2 separate regions of the Mus musculus genome follow, and region 2 is linked to region 1. A link is a loop called in an ENCODE intact Hi-C map of the cell type or tissue named here. Cell type or tissue: heart. All regions are shown on one strand.

Region 1 (8,000 bases):
GCTACCATGTCTTTCTTAGCATTATTGTCAGTGACACTTCCTAAGAGAAGCCTGGTCATCTTGTCCCCTGTCTTCAAAGTCTCCCTTAGAGAACAGACTCGATTGACACTCTGGTGATGTCTTTGGATGCCCTGTAAAATGGGGCACTGCCTAGGTTTCTGCCCTCTCCTTCCCACATATTGTCCATCCCTGTACCTGCATGCAAGTAAACTGGGTTAGGCAAGAATGTCTAACTGTGTATGTGTCAGCTGAGCTGAGTACCTTCCACATATGGTCTCGCTGAGTTCCTAGGAATGACCCACAGAGTGGGATCATGGGCACTGACTCATCACATTCAGACTGAGCATGCCTCTTCTGCTAGCATATGCAGAAGCGTTTTTGGAGCACTGGGTGGGGCAAGAAGATTTGGCCTTGGTCCCCTTGGGTCTTCACCCAACTCCAGTCGAGGTGGGATCATTCCTTAAGGCACTGTGACCAGAGGTGGAGCTCTCCCTGCCTCTGCCTCAGGGGATGGATGAAAGTTTTCAGAATAGAAGCAATTTCAGACAGGGCTTGGGAAGCCTTCCAGGCAAATGGAAAGTGGGCTTGTCCCTTACAGAACAAAACAGGTTCATCTGAGCCCAAGAGAAATAAATGTACAAAAGCAATGGAGAAATATCTTAGGGCTAAGTTTTTCATTTTTTTTTCTTCTTAATAATAACTTCTTAATAACAACCTAATAATAACTAATAATAAATAAGGAGTACCAGAAGCCAGAAACTCAACGTGGTGTTCTTTCTGCCTGAGCTAATTTTCACTTTGTGGCAGTCCTATGTAAAAGGTGCTACTGTGGCCCCTTTATTTGCCGAAGAGGAAACGGGATCCCAGAGTTGAATGCACTTAGAATGCCAGAGCAAGCTGGTGGTTGCATAGATGTTGTTTCCTGACACGTCTTAGTTTTGGTTTCTCTGAGACTCTTCCATCAACTTTCCTAACATTGACATGGGTCCATTCCCCCTTTAGGGACCTTGCATCTTTTGGTGAGACAAATGGCATGTGAGCCTTCTCACTGGAGGATGCTCTGGCATTCTAGTACCTCAGAAGATAGCTTGAGTGGTTAGTTTTGTTTTGTTTTGTCAGTAAACATGGTCATATATGACATAAGAAGAAGCCATGAAAGGCTTTTCCCTTCAGCCTGGGCATTGCTCGCTTGCCAAATAAAACTTGTACACGTTACAGGTTTCACCTCCAGCAAGTTTCAGGTTCCCAGGTCAATGAAAATTAGTGACAGGAAGACTTTCCTGTGAAACTGTGGCATGGAAAGCAGTTGGGTTATATGAGATGCCCTCAGTTACGGACGAGGAACCCAAGGCTCCACCTGTCCAGTAAATCCAGTATCACTCAGTCTCCAGCTGTCAGGACCAAGGTTTGAATGCAAGTCTTTCTCCCTCCCCACTCTTTCACCTACATTCCATATGACACAGTCTTTGGGTCACACAGGCAGGAAGTTCGTCAGTCAACTGTTCACCCTGACCATGGCCTTGTTAGTAGTGTCTGCTTTATCTTTGGAGGTGAGAGAAGGCCATAGTTCTTGATTGATCTGAGCAGCAAGCACTTGCTGCTTTGGCATAGGCAATCAGTTTTAAAGGTTGACTCATGAACCCGCACAGGGAAGCACATTCAGTTTCATATTGTTGTATAAGCTTTTCTTCAGTTTGCATTTGTTTTCTCATCATGCGTAGCTCTGTCTGGCCAGAGGCGAATATATCCACCGTAAAAAGGCTCGTGTTCAGTCGCTACATTTCTCGGGGTTTTCTGGACTCCTCGTGGAGCGGGATTGCTGGGATAGACCAGTGAGGGGTGTCACAAACCCCCTTCTACTGTTCCCAGTTTGGCATGTGTGTGTGAGATGTATGCCTGCCTTGTATTTACAAGAGGAAGTATCCCATTTAATTTTATTTTCACACTAAAGCCGAAGTGTTAAGAGAACATAGTGTTTTAACACTCTCTTGGTTATCAGCTGCAGAGCGGAGGTTGCATATTGTCACATACAGTTTTCTGAGTACATTTCTACATTTGTTACCTGGCAACGTTGCTGCGTCGGCACATGAAGATGTGTTGGTTTCTGCCAGTTCCCCACTCTCTGTACTGTAGACAGGAGAATAGCTGCTTCCCTGCAGGGATGGAGAACAGGGGAAGGCATGGAGCTAATGGGCTTATAGAAAGACTCCCTGCAGTCAGTGTCACAGCCAAACCAGAGGCTGTCCAGAGGCGTTTTCTACCACTGCCTTGAATCTTGTGCTGCTTTCCTCCCCGGTTAGGGTTAGGTGAGGGGTTTGTGATTAATCACCATGAATCCTTGTTGCTGATCTTTGATCTTTTTAAACGAAAAACAAACAACCACCATCTCGTGTCCTAGTCGTTATATGAGTCATCTGAACCTTTTTAATATTGTGACAAAGATATCTTTAATTGCTTTCATTTGATCCCCAGCCTCCTGCCTGATCTAAGTGCTCAGGTTTTGACTACCTCTGACTTCTGATAAGGAAGGAAATCCCACAGTACAATGAGAGCCGCTGAGCTGATTATAGCCCACCGGAGTGATTTTGCTTGCCCAAAATGCTGAACTTACCTAGACTTGGAGCACTAAAGTGGCCCATCTTTGTGCTCTAGGGACATCACATCCTACCCTTCATTTGACTGATGCCTACCGGTCTGATCTTTGAAAACATTTGAGTTGAAACCCTTACATTATGGGTTTAAAAGTCTCCGTAGTCTACACCGTACATCCTAAGATTCAAGAAAAGCTTCCTGGGACCAGCACCTGTACTGTTGTCTTGAAGAACAATCCACTAGGGAAGTTTCCATGGTAACAGTGTTTGAAACAGTCTGACAGCATCAACAGGTTAAGTAAGAAGTCTTCTGGCTCAGGGGCGCATCCTGTAAGCACAGCTCCTTAGAAGGAAGCCTAGGAGAGACTATGACTGAGCCCAGGCAGGACTCAGCCACTGGAGGGCCTGGCCAAAACAGGCCAGGCTTTAGGGCCTGTTGGTTTGGCAGAGCAAAGCTTGTTGGTGTCATCTTGTTTGTGGGAGGCCTTTGTAGCCTCCTGGATTCTTACTGTCCTGCCTGTTAAGGAAAAGAGAGACAGCTGCCTGTGTCTGAAAGGTAGTTAGAACCCAGCCCTTAGCTGGAAATCTTGATCTCTGCTACTAGATGTTGGGTTTCAAACCTGGGACGAATGGTTGGGGTGGCTATGTAACATGTCAAAGCGGGCCTGTCCTGTCCCTCAATCCTTACCTGTTACAGGGCCCTCTTGGCTGGCACACCCCACCCCCTAGCTTAAATTTCTCCAGTCCAGGGGCTGGGCCTTTTTGGTTGCCTGCTCTTGGTGTCTGTTTGGGTCTTGTGGATGATGCACATGGATCTCCTCTCTTCCCCCTCCCCCCTTCCTCAAATAGTGCCTCTCCGTCTAGTCACATCTACTCTGGACTCTCCCAGATGTGCCTGCATACTCTAACTCTGGGCTCTCTCTCCTTTTTATCTACAATAAACCTCCTCCTCCACCATACCGAGGGGCACTCATGCTTGCTTTCTTTTCTATTCTATTTCTTTGTTCATTCTGTCATCTCCCTGTAAAACCCACAGGAGCCACTCTCCTGAGGCTCTGCTGTGGGCGTTTACCCTCAAGTTTTTCAGTTTTCATCAGGAAAGGTCCTAAGAGGAAATCTCAAGATTTTTCACCCGTTTTTGTTACTATTGTGTTGTTTGTTGGTTTTTTGTTGTTGTTGTTATTCTTGGTTTTTTTTTTGTTTGTTTGTTTGTTTGTTTTTTTTAAATATCCAGAGATAACTTGCCCCAAGGATTCCTAGCTTTGGCCTGAGTTCCTTTTAACTCGGAAGTCTGTATCCTGCTGTTTAAACATTAAGATGGTTCCTCACTGCCTTAGAGTCGGCAACCTGCAGGCCAAGGCGAACTTTAAAGAAAAACCAGGTCATGCCGCATGTTTTTGGTGAGCACAGGAATCAACAAAGCGCTGTTACATAACTTCTATTTATGTCCTCCTTGCTCACTATCTGCAGGCAGGCAAGAGTCGCAGAGCTGGGATTTAATGAGCTCTGGGTTTGCTCACCTTCCTGAGCTGGTAGGAACCAGCTTGTTCTCAAAATGCGTCAGTAAAGAATCAGGCTGTGGGTGGGCGGCCAGGGGTAGTAGGTGGGCCGCATTGTTGCCATGGTGTTTTTTAATTCCCCTGTTTCTCAAGGATCCTGCTCTCTCCTTCCCTGACTCCCCACCCCCTTCTTTTCTTTTCTTTCTTTTTAATCCATGCGCTTCCTTGTTTCTCACGCCCACTCGTGATTTCTTGGAGCTGCCTCAGGAAACAGGAATATTTTCCCTCCCTTCCACAAACACCCCCATTGTGTAGCCCCAGGGCCTCAGAAGAGTTTTTCCTAAGGTGCTCCTTTCCCACCCTCCCCTGTCTATTTTCCCGTGATTTTTCGTAACCACTCCCTCCATTGCCCGGGCTTAGCCTCCCTGTGGCGGGATGGAAGCTTTCTGTCTCCTGCTAGATTGCTCCGGAACCAGGTGGATTCCGTTGCTCCTAGCACAGCAGTTTGCCCCGGAGGAGAGCGGTTGTTTGTGTTTCCCTACATCCTGGTCTCTGCTCTTGCCCTAAACTGAATGACATCTGTCCCCTCTAGCCATATTATTATGAAATAGAGTCACACTTTATAAAAGGAAAACAAGGGAAGTTTGTCCCACAATGATGACCCCTGTTACCTGAAAGTTACAGGTTGGATTAACACACATTTTAAAAAAAATAGAAAAAGTCATGTGCTAGGGAATTAGCTAAGTGGGACAGTGTGTACTTGGCACGGGTGAAACTGGGTTTGATCCTCCATCTGTCTCGAGAACAGTGCATGTGTGTGAGAGCTCGTGTACACACACACACACACCCTCCCTCCCTGACTCTGATACATAGCAAGGAAGGAAGGAAGGGCTGAGAGCCCTGTGGCTGCCAGGGAGAGCTCCCTGCTCCCTGCACCTCGGCTTCTGAGGGAAGCCACCCAGGTTTCTGTGCTGACTTTGTGTCCACACTCTCAGCAGAGCGGAAGCTTTTAACAAGTACAAAAGAATAAGTTGAGATGAAAAACTCCAGCGGGGGGGGGTGGGGGTGGGTTGGGGGTGGGGGTGGGGGGGGGGACAGTTCCAGCAAAACAGGCTTAAGATTTTTAAAGTTAAAAAAAAATTTAAAAAGTCAAGCCCACCCCTTCATTGCTTACGAGTTGTGCAATCCTTACTGGAGGTAGCTGTTTGAATAATCAAAGGCCGGCTGACTTCCCTTCATTAACTAGAGCGGCAGACATCTGCATAAAACATCCCAGATTCCAGACTGAGTAGGTAATTTTTTTTTCCCTCTGAGTAACTTGAGGGACTTTCCCTTTGGAAACCTTCCAAGAGAGTGAACTTCGTGGTTGAGACTTTTTTCTCTTTCTCCCTGGTGTTGGATGTAGAACCCAGGGCAAGTGCTCTACTGCTGCGCTTGTGCTGGGCAAGCCCTACCTACAGTGGTTTTTACTGGGCTAGGCAGCAGCTTGATCCTGAATATGAAGCAATTCAGTCACCTCAGACACAAATCTGGAGCCCTCAGTTCTGAGAACGTTCTTGGTGTTCACAGCTGACCGCCGCTCTATATCTTAGCGCCACTTGCCACTTCAGAGCCTGCCCACACTTAGATTTCTCAAGGTCCACTAAGATCCCTTGGAAAAGTAGCCCTCCGCGTTTTACCAGTACCCTACGCTTGCATTTTGAGCTTGCTTCATCAGCGTGGTTCAGACACTCAAGCCTGTGGTTCTGTAAGCCATGTGTATTCTTCCGCAACTGTTCCAAAAATCCAAGACTTTAAAATGTGTGTGTGGGGGGGGGGGGAGGGACTGTAATTGAAGGAAGGTGTGGTGGAGTCACCCTCAGCAGCTGGTGTTTGAGAAATGTGGCTTTATTAATGTTCTTGCAACATGACCCCACAGACTGTCGAGCCTGGAGTTTGTAGCTGTGGAGCCTGGGGAGACAGCCAGCTTCTAAGGTGGAGGGCCCACAAAGGATGGCCCTTCCTGCTCCCAAGTTAATGATGCAGGCAGCTGTGTCTCTGAGGCCCTATTGGTTAACAGTTAACTGGGCAGATTAAAGATCCCCAGCCAGGCTGAACCTGTCCCAGAGTTAGAAGCAAAAGCCTGCTAAGTGCCAGCTCCACACCTCCCTTCAGCCGCCCCCAAGGTGGGACACTTCCCCATTTAGCGGGACTTTGAGCTTTCACATTCCCAGAATTAAGGTTTTTGGAACTGTGCCTCCCTTAGGGTTGTTATTTATTCATTAAGACAATAAATACTAGGCACTGGACAAAATGCTTGTGCGGGTTGGGGCAGGGACTTCAATGGTATGCCATCCAGTGGGTGAGCCGGCTAGGGAACCTGAGCAAAACTGGGAGAGTGAGACCGGAAGCAAGGAATTGCTCCTTGAGGATGGGAAGGGCACTCGCGGAGGAGACATGGATGCTGAGACCTTCCAGATGGAATGGGGTTAAGAGCAAGGGTATCCTGGCCCCGGAGCGGGGTGTGTTGGCATGGCTGAGGAGGCCAGTGTGGCAGCAACGGAGTGCAGGGCGGGCAGCAGCATGAGGTGACTGCTCAGCTTTGGTACTACGCCTGTCACCAGGTGGGAGGCTGGATTAGGTGATCCTCTGATCCTCGTGCTCTCTGCCAGTCCTTACTCTGTACTTCTAAAGGGCACCAAGTTGGCTCAGGTCAGTGACCTGCCTGGATGCGTACTACTGCTGCCAGGGATGGAATAGGTTGAGCTACCGAAGATGAGGACCGTGTAATTTCAACCTGACCACCTCCGTCGGATTGGTGATCTGTACATGTCACTGTCAGATGCTTCCCAAGCCACAGGGACATTCACCAACATAGTGAATGGGCGGGCTGGGTTGGGGGATGTGATGGTCTCACAGGTCTGTGTCTGAGGGTGAGAGGAGCTGGAGCGGTGGTCCAGGGATGACTGCAAGGGACTGCGGGTTTCCCATCAGCTCGACATTGCTTTGTCTTTGGCATGAGAGAGGGTGATTATTTTTCTTTGGGTTTTATGGTCTAGTGGACTTGTCCCAGTCAAGTGTGTTGAAAGCAGGGATGGGTGGGAGGGGATAGCATGGAAGCAGGGGTTGTCACACGTATTTCCTACTTCCTCTCAATAAACCTCTCAGATAGTTCTTAATCCTCCTTTTTCCTCCTGAAGATGAGGCGACTACAGCAGGGGTTTAGCGAGGGACCTGCCCAAAGGCATCCAGTTCCCAGATTCCCCCCGCCCCCCCCCCCCACACACACACACGGCCTGCCTCCCTAAGGATAGGTTAGCGAGCTCCTTCTCAGTCCCAGGGCTCCACACAGACACAGAAAATGTGTGAACAAAGGATTATTCTTGGTCCTGCTCTAAATTCCAAGGCAAGGTCCCTGAGAAGCTCGGAGCTCTGAGTCAGGAAGCTGGTCTAAGTTAATGAATGGTCCCCGCAAGTACACAGAACAGATGCATGACCGCGAGGGTCTGTTCTACAGACTGACTTCTTCTTCTTCATGCCTCTTTTGTAATAGCTCAGATCATCACACCCGTCAACGTAGGAAAGAGTAGCGAGCCATGGCCAGGGCCTCGACCGTGGCCTTCCTCTTTCCAGGGTGAAGACCCCTTACCCAGGCCCCTGGAGCTGATGTAGACTGCATTGCTTTCTGTTGAGATGCGCTTGCATGAATAAGGGCTGTGTCATTTCATCCTGCCCACCTTTGGCCCTTTGCTCCCTTTAGCCTTCTACAGGTTTCACTGTGGGATACCTTTGTGGCCTCAGGATGATACCTGGTGAAGCTCATCGCAAAATGGGTGTGAAGAGTTGGGAGATGCGGGGGCGCATTTGCTTGGGTAAAACAATTAATGTCCTAGCATGTGGCTTATCTCTCCCCCCCACAACCCCCACCTCC
Region 2 (8,000 bases), 77 kb after region 1:
CCTCAGGATGTGGAGACAAGATTGCAGGAGTTTGAGGACAGGCTCAATAGGTTAGCCGTATCACCTTCCCTAGTTCAGTCAAGAAATGGCCCACAGTCAAGGTAACAAGGTTCTTCCTCTCCATCGAGGACAGTTGTGCTTTTCTGCTATCCCTAGGGGGAAACAAAGGAAACTATCTTGTAGTTGAGAAATTCCCAGCCATTTGCCCACAAGTTAAATTTCACTTAAGTACAACATGACCTGCATCCTCATCTCTCTCCTTTTGGTCATCCCTTGTCTTGTTTCATCAGTTGATTTTCCCACAGAGCCCATTCCTACCCAAAGACAGGGTGTGGGGACAGAAGATCCTGGTCTGAGTGCCAGCTCTGCTCTTTCATAGGCATGTAATCCCCAGCAAGTCATAGGACATCGGTAACCCATTGACCATCTGGGACTTATACAAATTCAGGTTCATGCTACCTCACACACCCATCTGGGACTAGACAGATAAGACCCAGAGTGTGGCAGGAGGGTGTGGAGGGCAACAGCTGGTGGGCAAGCCTAAGCACAGCAGCCAGCAGACGGAAGGCCACATGGTGACAGAAGAGCCAAAGGGAGCTTCCTTGTAGTCCCATCCCTGTGGGAGGTACCTTGGCTGCCAGCTAATGGTCACCGGTCACCAAGCCATCTTGATTTTAATAGCTTCCTATGTGGAAAAAAAACAAAACAAAACAGTATCTTCCCCTTTCTCTAGTATCAGTGGTGTTTCTGTCAATTCAGAGAAATGGTCTTAGAGTTGTGGGGTTACTCTCGGTTCACTAGTAGACCTGACCTTCGGTTGCAACCCCAATGGTAAGTAGTGCTGTGACTCAGAAGTCTGGAGAAACTTGCTTTCTTCTGTTCCCTGCCCCCTATAATACATATGCAGCTTAATATATAGAAATGATGTCATCTTTGTCATAGGCAAGCTATGACTGCTGTGACCTCATATAGCCCCTGGCAGCATAGAAATAGATAGATAGATAGATAGATAGATAGATAGATAGATAGATAGATAGATAGATAGATAGATAGGGCTGCCTTTTCTCATAGGAACTCCAGTCATGGTAGTAGCCTAAGGAGTTTTGTTAATCTGGATCTCCATATGTGTTTCCACAGTTATATGCATGCCCTTTTATATAATTTCTACACCAGTGGCTTTGTTCTGTGCCCACCAAACTGAGGATTTGTGCTTGTGTAAGGTTAAGGTGATACTATTGGGTAGGAATTCACTATGAATTTTCTGCCCAGGAGGATGTAAATACTACATAAGTGGGGACATTAGAGGTAAGAGACAAAATATATGATTCCCAGAAAGATACAGTTGCCCTTTTTTCTGCTGTATTCAAGGGAGAAGACTGAATTCTTGAATGTTAGAAGCACAAAAAAAAAAAAAAAAAAAAAAAAAAAAACATTAAAAGGAAAGGTGTTTTGTTTAAAAAATGAATGATGAATTTCTTTTCCTAACTAAACACAGATTCACTTATGTATCTTGAAATTCCACCTCATAATCTTAGATACCCCCCCCCCAGAAGTGTTTCTGAGTGAACTTCATAGACAGTAGGGTGACTGGATAGAATATCCTGGGCTATTCTGAGTGCCTCTCCTCCATGGTAGCATGTGATAGACAGGTTATTTCTATCCTGCCGATGAAATGAGCCATTTCAAACCAGATTAGATCATGTACGCAGGGTTATGGGGAAGCTGCTCTCAGGTGAGTTCACCGGCCCCAAGAGGGGGAGGGGGAGGGAGGGAGAGGGAGGGAGAGAGGGAGAGGGAGAAGGAGAGAGAGAGAGAGAGAGAGAGAGAGAGAGAGAGAGAGAGAGAGAGAGAGAGAGAGAGAGAACACGAGAACAAAATATCTGGATTATATAGGAAGAACCTCTGGGGGAAAGGCAGCTCAGCTGGAAAATTCAAGGTTGCCAGCTGGGTGTGCCAAATTAGGACTGAAGGATGCTGGGAGAACCTGAAGGCCAGATCTGCTTTGATATGTAAAATACTTGTCCTGGTGCGGTAAGCCAAACATTGGGGTCACCTAGGACCCAGCAGTGGCTAAGGAGAATGTGTTTCCCCAGGTGACCTGAACAGCGGCTAGAGTACACTGGCAACAGCAGGGCTGATTGGATAGCGGTTGCCTGTCCTAGGTTATCATTAATCACCCTCCGGTGCAGCATCTCGCCCATCCTATACCTAGCAGAATATAAACACTTCACCAATGAGAACTCAGCCGGGTAAAGCAGCCTCTGCAGGGTCACACAGCTGGACCAGAGCTGCTGGGCCCCAGTTCAGCCTCAAGTGGCCCCACCCACACATCTAGGTTCCCTTGCAAGTGGGGGGGGGCAGTCTGTGCACCTGCACACAGCCCTGGGGTCAGGAGCCTGCAGCCTTTGTCATCTGGCTGCTTCATCTCCCTAGTGGTGTGGAATTAATCACTTTTTAAAAAGGCAGAAAAGGCCCCATGGGGGGGGGGGGGTAGGAAGGAGAGCCGGAAAGAGGATCTCCTGGGTAATGCTGGCTGGCTAATGCATAAATCAGCAGGCCTTGAGCTTTGTGGTTAGATGGGGTTTAATGCTCAAAGCTGTGCATAGCCAGCCTGGCTCCCAGGTGACCACCTCAAGTGCTAGAGAGTGTCCATATGACAGAAGTAGGGCAGGGAGTGTACAGCTCTGGTAAAGAATTTATCTGACATATATGATAAACACCTCTACCACCACTTACACTTGAGACACCGAAGCATAGTCCTTGGTGGCCAGATCTGGTTGGGGGAGAGAGGAGTCTAAGAGCAAGAAGGGAGAGGAGCCATCAGAACCACCAGGCGGACCAGCTTCCACACCCAGGTGACTCAGGCCCTGCGCTTCACCCAGTGACAATCAGACAGGAGAATGTCTGCTCTGACAACCCTTAAGCCCCACGCTGACTGGCTGACTCTTTCTCACCGCTGTGAACTCTTTGTTAATCCTCTCTCAGGTAGTGGAGAGTGTCTGCCCAGCAGGGGAGGGACTCTTGCTTTGCATTCTTGGTAGAGGCTTTCCTTAAGAGCCTAATGCAGTCTGTATCAGAAGCTAGGTGAGAATCTTTTTTTTTTTTTCTTCCTGAAAAGGTCTGGTCAAGGAATGTTCCAAGCAAATAAATTGTGTTAACAAAGTATACAGTACAAAAGGTCTCTGAGGGACCACGGTGAGAAAACTGGGAAGCGAGAGGAGCGCTGGCCTCAGCCTGTTTGTCTGTAGTCGATAAGAAGACACAGGAAGTAAACAGAAAGCTACTCTTAGCAAGGTTAAGAGATCAGAATGGGGAGTAAGTGCCCGCCTCTGCGTGGGTGTCACTCCCTTCTGTCTTAAAGCAGAACTGGCCCAAGTTGTGCACTTTGCTTGACCTGAAGGAGTGCCTGCACTCTGGAGTCTGCAGACAGGCAGTGTCTCCAGTGGTGTCTCCAGTGCAGGGACAGTGCTTCTTTCTGCCAAGGGTAGTCCAAGGACTGGCAGGGAGACTCTTCGTGGATAATACCTAGATAAATCAAGGTTCTGGGTGGCTGTGGAGCAAGGGCTGCCCAGCATAGGGAAATGCATCTCAAATGTCACAGCCACAGGGGAGACTCCAGGAGGGAAATGAGAATGAGAGCCCATGTGAGGTATATAACTGAGAGACACAGCCTGGCAGGATATGCAGCCAGCTCCACCCTGACCTGTCTTACCTGAGTTTTGACAGACTCCGCTTTGTCCCGGCATTGGAAATGTGACAGTGACATCCCATTGCTCCATTCAAGCATACAGTTTGGACTTTGATTCTGGAAATCAAGGGAGGATGCTAGGAGGAAGGGAGTGTCTCGATAAATTCCTGGGGCAGCGATATCAGTGTTTCGGTCCTCAGTGCCATAGCAACAACTTTGTGCCTAACCTGGGAGGCCATATGCATTGGTGAAAAGCCCTGAGCTCCTATACGGGAGGAGACAGCCTGTGCTGCCCTCTAAATACCATTCCCAGAATGCCCCCTGGAGCGAGGTTACACCACGTCCAAGTTCAAGAATATCAGGGTGAAAGAGAAGTGGAGAGGGATTTGGCCACTGCCTTCTCAGGGGCTGGAAACTGTGTGTCAGCACCATTCAGTGCACCTCCCAGCCAGCCAGCCAGCCAGCCAGGCTCTGACCCCACCCGCTGGGCTTGAGCTTGGGTTCCTGTCCGTGGCAGCTGCACAAAACATTTGCTGAGCTTATGTTTCCCCACCTAACTTCATAACATGTTCTGTCCTCTGGTGTAGAGGGGGTGGGGCCACCCCCCTCCCTTCCTGTGCACTTCATGGACACCTTTCTGGTGCTGGGATGTACTCGGCATCAGGCCTGCATTTCTGCATACAGCTCTAGCATGCTCTGCATCTTCCCCAGTCTGTATGTTACAGCCTTTCTGACAGAAAGTAGAGCCCTAAAGGATCTGAGATGCTGAAGGGGAACATGGGGAGTGGAGCCACCTGACTGGTCTTCCAGGCCGCAGAGCGTCAGGGTCACACCAACAAAGGTTGGATAGAGCCACGGAGAGAGTGTTCACCACCCAAGAGAGCACATGCTTATATGCGTATAGTAAATATTTACTTACACATCACCCAACAAGACAAAGCTAATAAACAAAAAGAAAAAATATATACCCAGCCCCCCTCCCATTTTTTTTCATCCATCACACAGTCCACTGGGCTGCCACCCATTCAGGCAACATCTGTAACTCCTTTGCCCTAACTCCTGCATTCATTCCTGATGGTTCCAAATACCAACTTTGTCTGATATAACCACTTAGTAGTATCATGTTGCTACCACAGTATACAGCCATATATACACATACTATATATATATATATATATATTTGATAAACAGGTATAAGAGATATAAAACTCAACCTGTAAAATACTCTGAAATGGACTGTCTTTATCAAGTGCACACAATGGAAATTAAAAACCTGTCTTTTTATAGTGAATGCCTGCAGGGAACATGGGGAAGGGAAAAGACTTGGGTACCACCTTTCAAAGTGGCATCAGGGGAGACTCGGGCTTGTGAATATTTAGAGAGTAGGATAGGTGATTTGGAGAGGATGGGGGAGCCTGCATGTGATATGCATTCTTCAGAGGTGGCACCATCCCTGCACACCACTCTCAGGTCAGTAGGTACAGACCAGCTCTTCAGTTCCTTGAGAACTGTGGGCAGGAAGACTGGTAGTGTGTTCCTAGCCTGCCCTCAGAATAGCTACAAAGCAATGATCCTGAACAAAGCTTATCTTGAGTTTTCTGTTCTGTCAACCCAGCTGAAAGAGCTCAGAAAGCACACCATGGCACATGAGACAGCTATTAGCTCTGTGTGTGTGTGTGTGTGTACTTGTATGTGGGTTCACGTGTGTTGAGACACGGTCTGTGTAGTCCTAGCTGGCCTTGAACTCATAAATATCTTCCTGTCTCTGCCTCCCAAGTGCATATGCCACCACACCTAGCTCTGTGTCTGTGTCTGTTCAAAGGTGAATGAACGGAAGGACTTTCTGCTGGTTGGGGGAAAAGATTTTAGAACCTTGGTTATCAGATTAGGCATCAAAGCAAAGAAGAAAGCACTGGATTCAGTCAACCATGTCAACGTTAAAAACTTACAGACTCTAGAAAGAATCAAAACTGCTGAAAATTGTCACGGTCTCCATCTCCAACTCCAGGAATGTTCTGGTCAGCCCTTAGCTGGTGAAAACTGCAAGGGAAGCCGCCTTAGCAGCAGGTCAGAAGCCAGCTTGGATGCTGGATTCCAGAAAAGTGTGACTTTTGCCAGATTGTCTCTTATTAACAGTCTCAAAGGGGGCCAGTCCTGCCTTGCCTGGCACAGGCTGCTGGCCTACCTCCTTCTCCTCCCTGACCTCTGGTTTGCTCAACGTGGCAGCCTCGGGTGCCCAGGACCCAGGCAAGTCACTCCCAGTGCTGAACTCTGCCTTCTCACAGTCGCTATGGGTGCCCAGGGAACACTCCACCTGTGGCCCCAGACTGACTTGAAAGGGTGATTCTGCAGCTGGCCGTGGATGGGAATTTCATCAGAACTGGGTGCGGTTCTCTCTGCTGGCACGAGCTGGTCTTTGTTGTGCTGTATCATCCAAGAACAACTATTAACTAAGTCTAGGAACGGTAACAGGTCATCACAGCCCAGCTGGAGATTATATAATGTGCCTGTTTCAGTCATGTCATTCCGAGCACACAAACGGCCAGACTCCCACCTCAACTTGTAAGCAGCATGGACAAACCTCTGGTCAAAGAGAAAAACAGAGGCTCCAAAACCTTATCGCACAAAAAGAAAGTAATTTAGGTAGGAGTCTTGATATCTAGATTACAGCATTGCCTCCATGTGAGCTATGTGACCTTGAGCAAATGACTTTTTATTGATTTATAATGCTTTTATACAATTACCATCCATTTTAGGGGACACATTCACAGCTACTTGATCCTTATTGTCACCAAGTGCAATAGCTAGTAAGCTCTTGAGAGAGAGAGAGACAGAGACAGGGAGAGAGACAGAGAGGCAGAGACAGAGAGACAGAGAGAAGAAAGGAAATCCTGAGCTAAATGAGCTGACTCACTCTGTCCTGTGTGGATAGAGAAAGTCACACCTCTAACTCTGCCTAGCTTTTGATCCAGGCCTTTGCTCTTTCTACTGTCACAAATCTGTGGTAGACGTGTATAGAAGTGGTGAAAAAGCAACATCTGTGGTTTAGGTTGACTGGATTCTCATTGGTAGCTTCTTTGAGGTAGCAATGAAATTCCAGGTAGAAGATATCTCTCTCGCTCTCTCGCTCTCTCTCTCTCTCTCTCTCGTTAAATTTTTCTCAACAATTTTAGGTTTATAGAGAAATGGAGCAGGAAGCACATTTTCCCATGTATCGAGTCTCACCTCCTCCCTTTCCTGTCTTTCCTTCCTTCTTCCTTCTCTGCAGTTAACCCAATTAAAAGTGTGCATTCCTGAGGATATAGCTATAACTATGTACAGAGAGATCAGCAGCAGCACACACACAGATCCTGTGACGCTGTTGTGAAAGTCATAGTTTGTGTTGGGAGGACTGCTCTTGCTGTTTGAGACGCATCCAGTGTTTTCTGACAGGCATGTGGTTTGGAATTACGGAATCACACAGGCTAGCTTCACTGCCCTAAAACCTCTGGACCTCGTGTGCCTCTCCCTCAGAGCCTGTGGCATCCACTGAGTTTACCAAGTTGGAATATACTTTCCAGGGGGGTTTAATGTATAAATGTGAAAGTCATGGAGCATAAAGAACAAATGCACTTTAAAGAATACTTTACTTTCTTCTTCAGCGTAAATGACCCAGCCTTGCTCACCAAAGAGACAATTGATTCCAAGTCTGCTGGGTACCCTACATGTCCTCTTTGTCAAAATAAGTGTTATGTTCCGTCTCCCTCCGCCCTCTAAGCATTCTGCGGAGTTGAAGACTGAACTCCAGTGTGTTTCTGGCCTCTCGGTTTCTAGTGAGCCAAAAGACACAGAGTTGCAGCTACCATCTGAGCTGAAGATAGTCTTGACTTCTAGAATCTTCCGAAAGGGATTACTTGGGGGCAAAGCAAGAGTTCCATTTTCTAGATCTTGCCTTCTCTTCCATGACCCATCTGTTTTACCCTTCACCCAACTCCCAAGTCCTCATGTTCTCATGAGACTTTCTATAGAAGAACAAAGGGTTTGGTAAGTAACCTGCTCTACCACATGCCTGTCAGAAAACACTGGATGCGTCTCAAACAGCAAGAGCAGTCCTCCCAACACAAACTATGACTTTCACAACAGCGTCACAGGATCTGTGGTCTGCTGCTGCTGCTCTCTCTGTACACAGCTATAGCTATATCCTCAGGAATGCACACTTTCAATTGGGTTAACTGCAGAGAGGGAAGGGCTCCCTCTCAGGAGGCCATGGGTTCTCTGGAGTCTTTCTCAGAACAGCTCCTCCACTTGAACCTGGGAAGAAAAAAACACCTGC

The links. Peaks named below come from ENCODE experiments on the same cell type or tissue, not always from the same donor. Only the 100,000 strongest peaks of a DNase experiment are listed, where the experiment ranks them.
Region 2: it touches region 1 in a loop (4-fold over the local background); 11 of 42 quality-filtered maps call a loop at or near these places.

What each region holds. Positions count from the first base shown.
Region 1 is chr6:108,452,295-108,460,294 of GRCm38, forward strand. All of the region lies in intron 44 of Itpr1 (inositol 1,4,5-trisphosphate receptor 1), which reads left to right. It overlaps Gm35165 (a long non-coding RNA gene), which reads right to left. Exons shown (of 5, transcript XR_869349.3): 4 at 2,063-2,153. Among named protein-coding and RNA genes, the nearest start is that of Gm35165, 16 kb to the right of the region's middle. In heart, a CTCF peak has its summit at 4,516; DNase peaks (open chromatin) are centred at 4,067, 4,517, 4,947, 6,077 and 1 weaker place; H3K4me3 peaks cover 823 bases; H3K27ac peaks cover 3,676 bases.
Region 2 is chr6:108,528,845-108,536,844 of GRCm38, forward strand. The region is part of intron 60 of Itpr1 (inositol 1,4,5-trisphosphate receptor 1); the gene reads left to right. Gm44040 (a long non-coding RNA gene) reads right to left here and starts at 6,911. Exons shown (of 2, transcript XR_003956493.1): 1 at 319-6,911; 2 at 1-152. In heart, no CTCF peak of the experiment used is centred here; DNase peaks (open chromatin) are centred at 2,777, 3,327, 4,157 and 6,067; H3K27ac peaks cover 1,661 bases.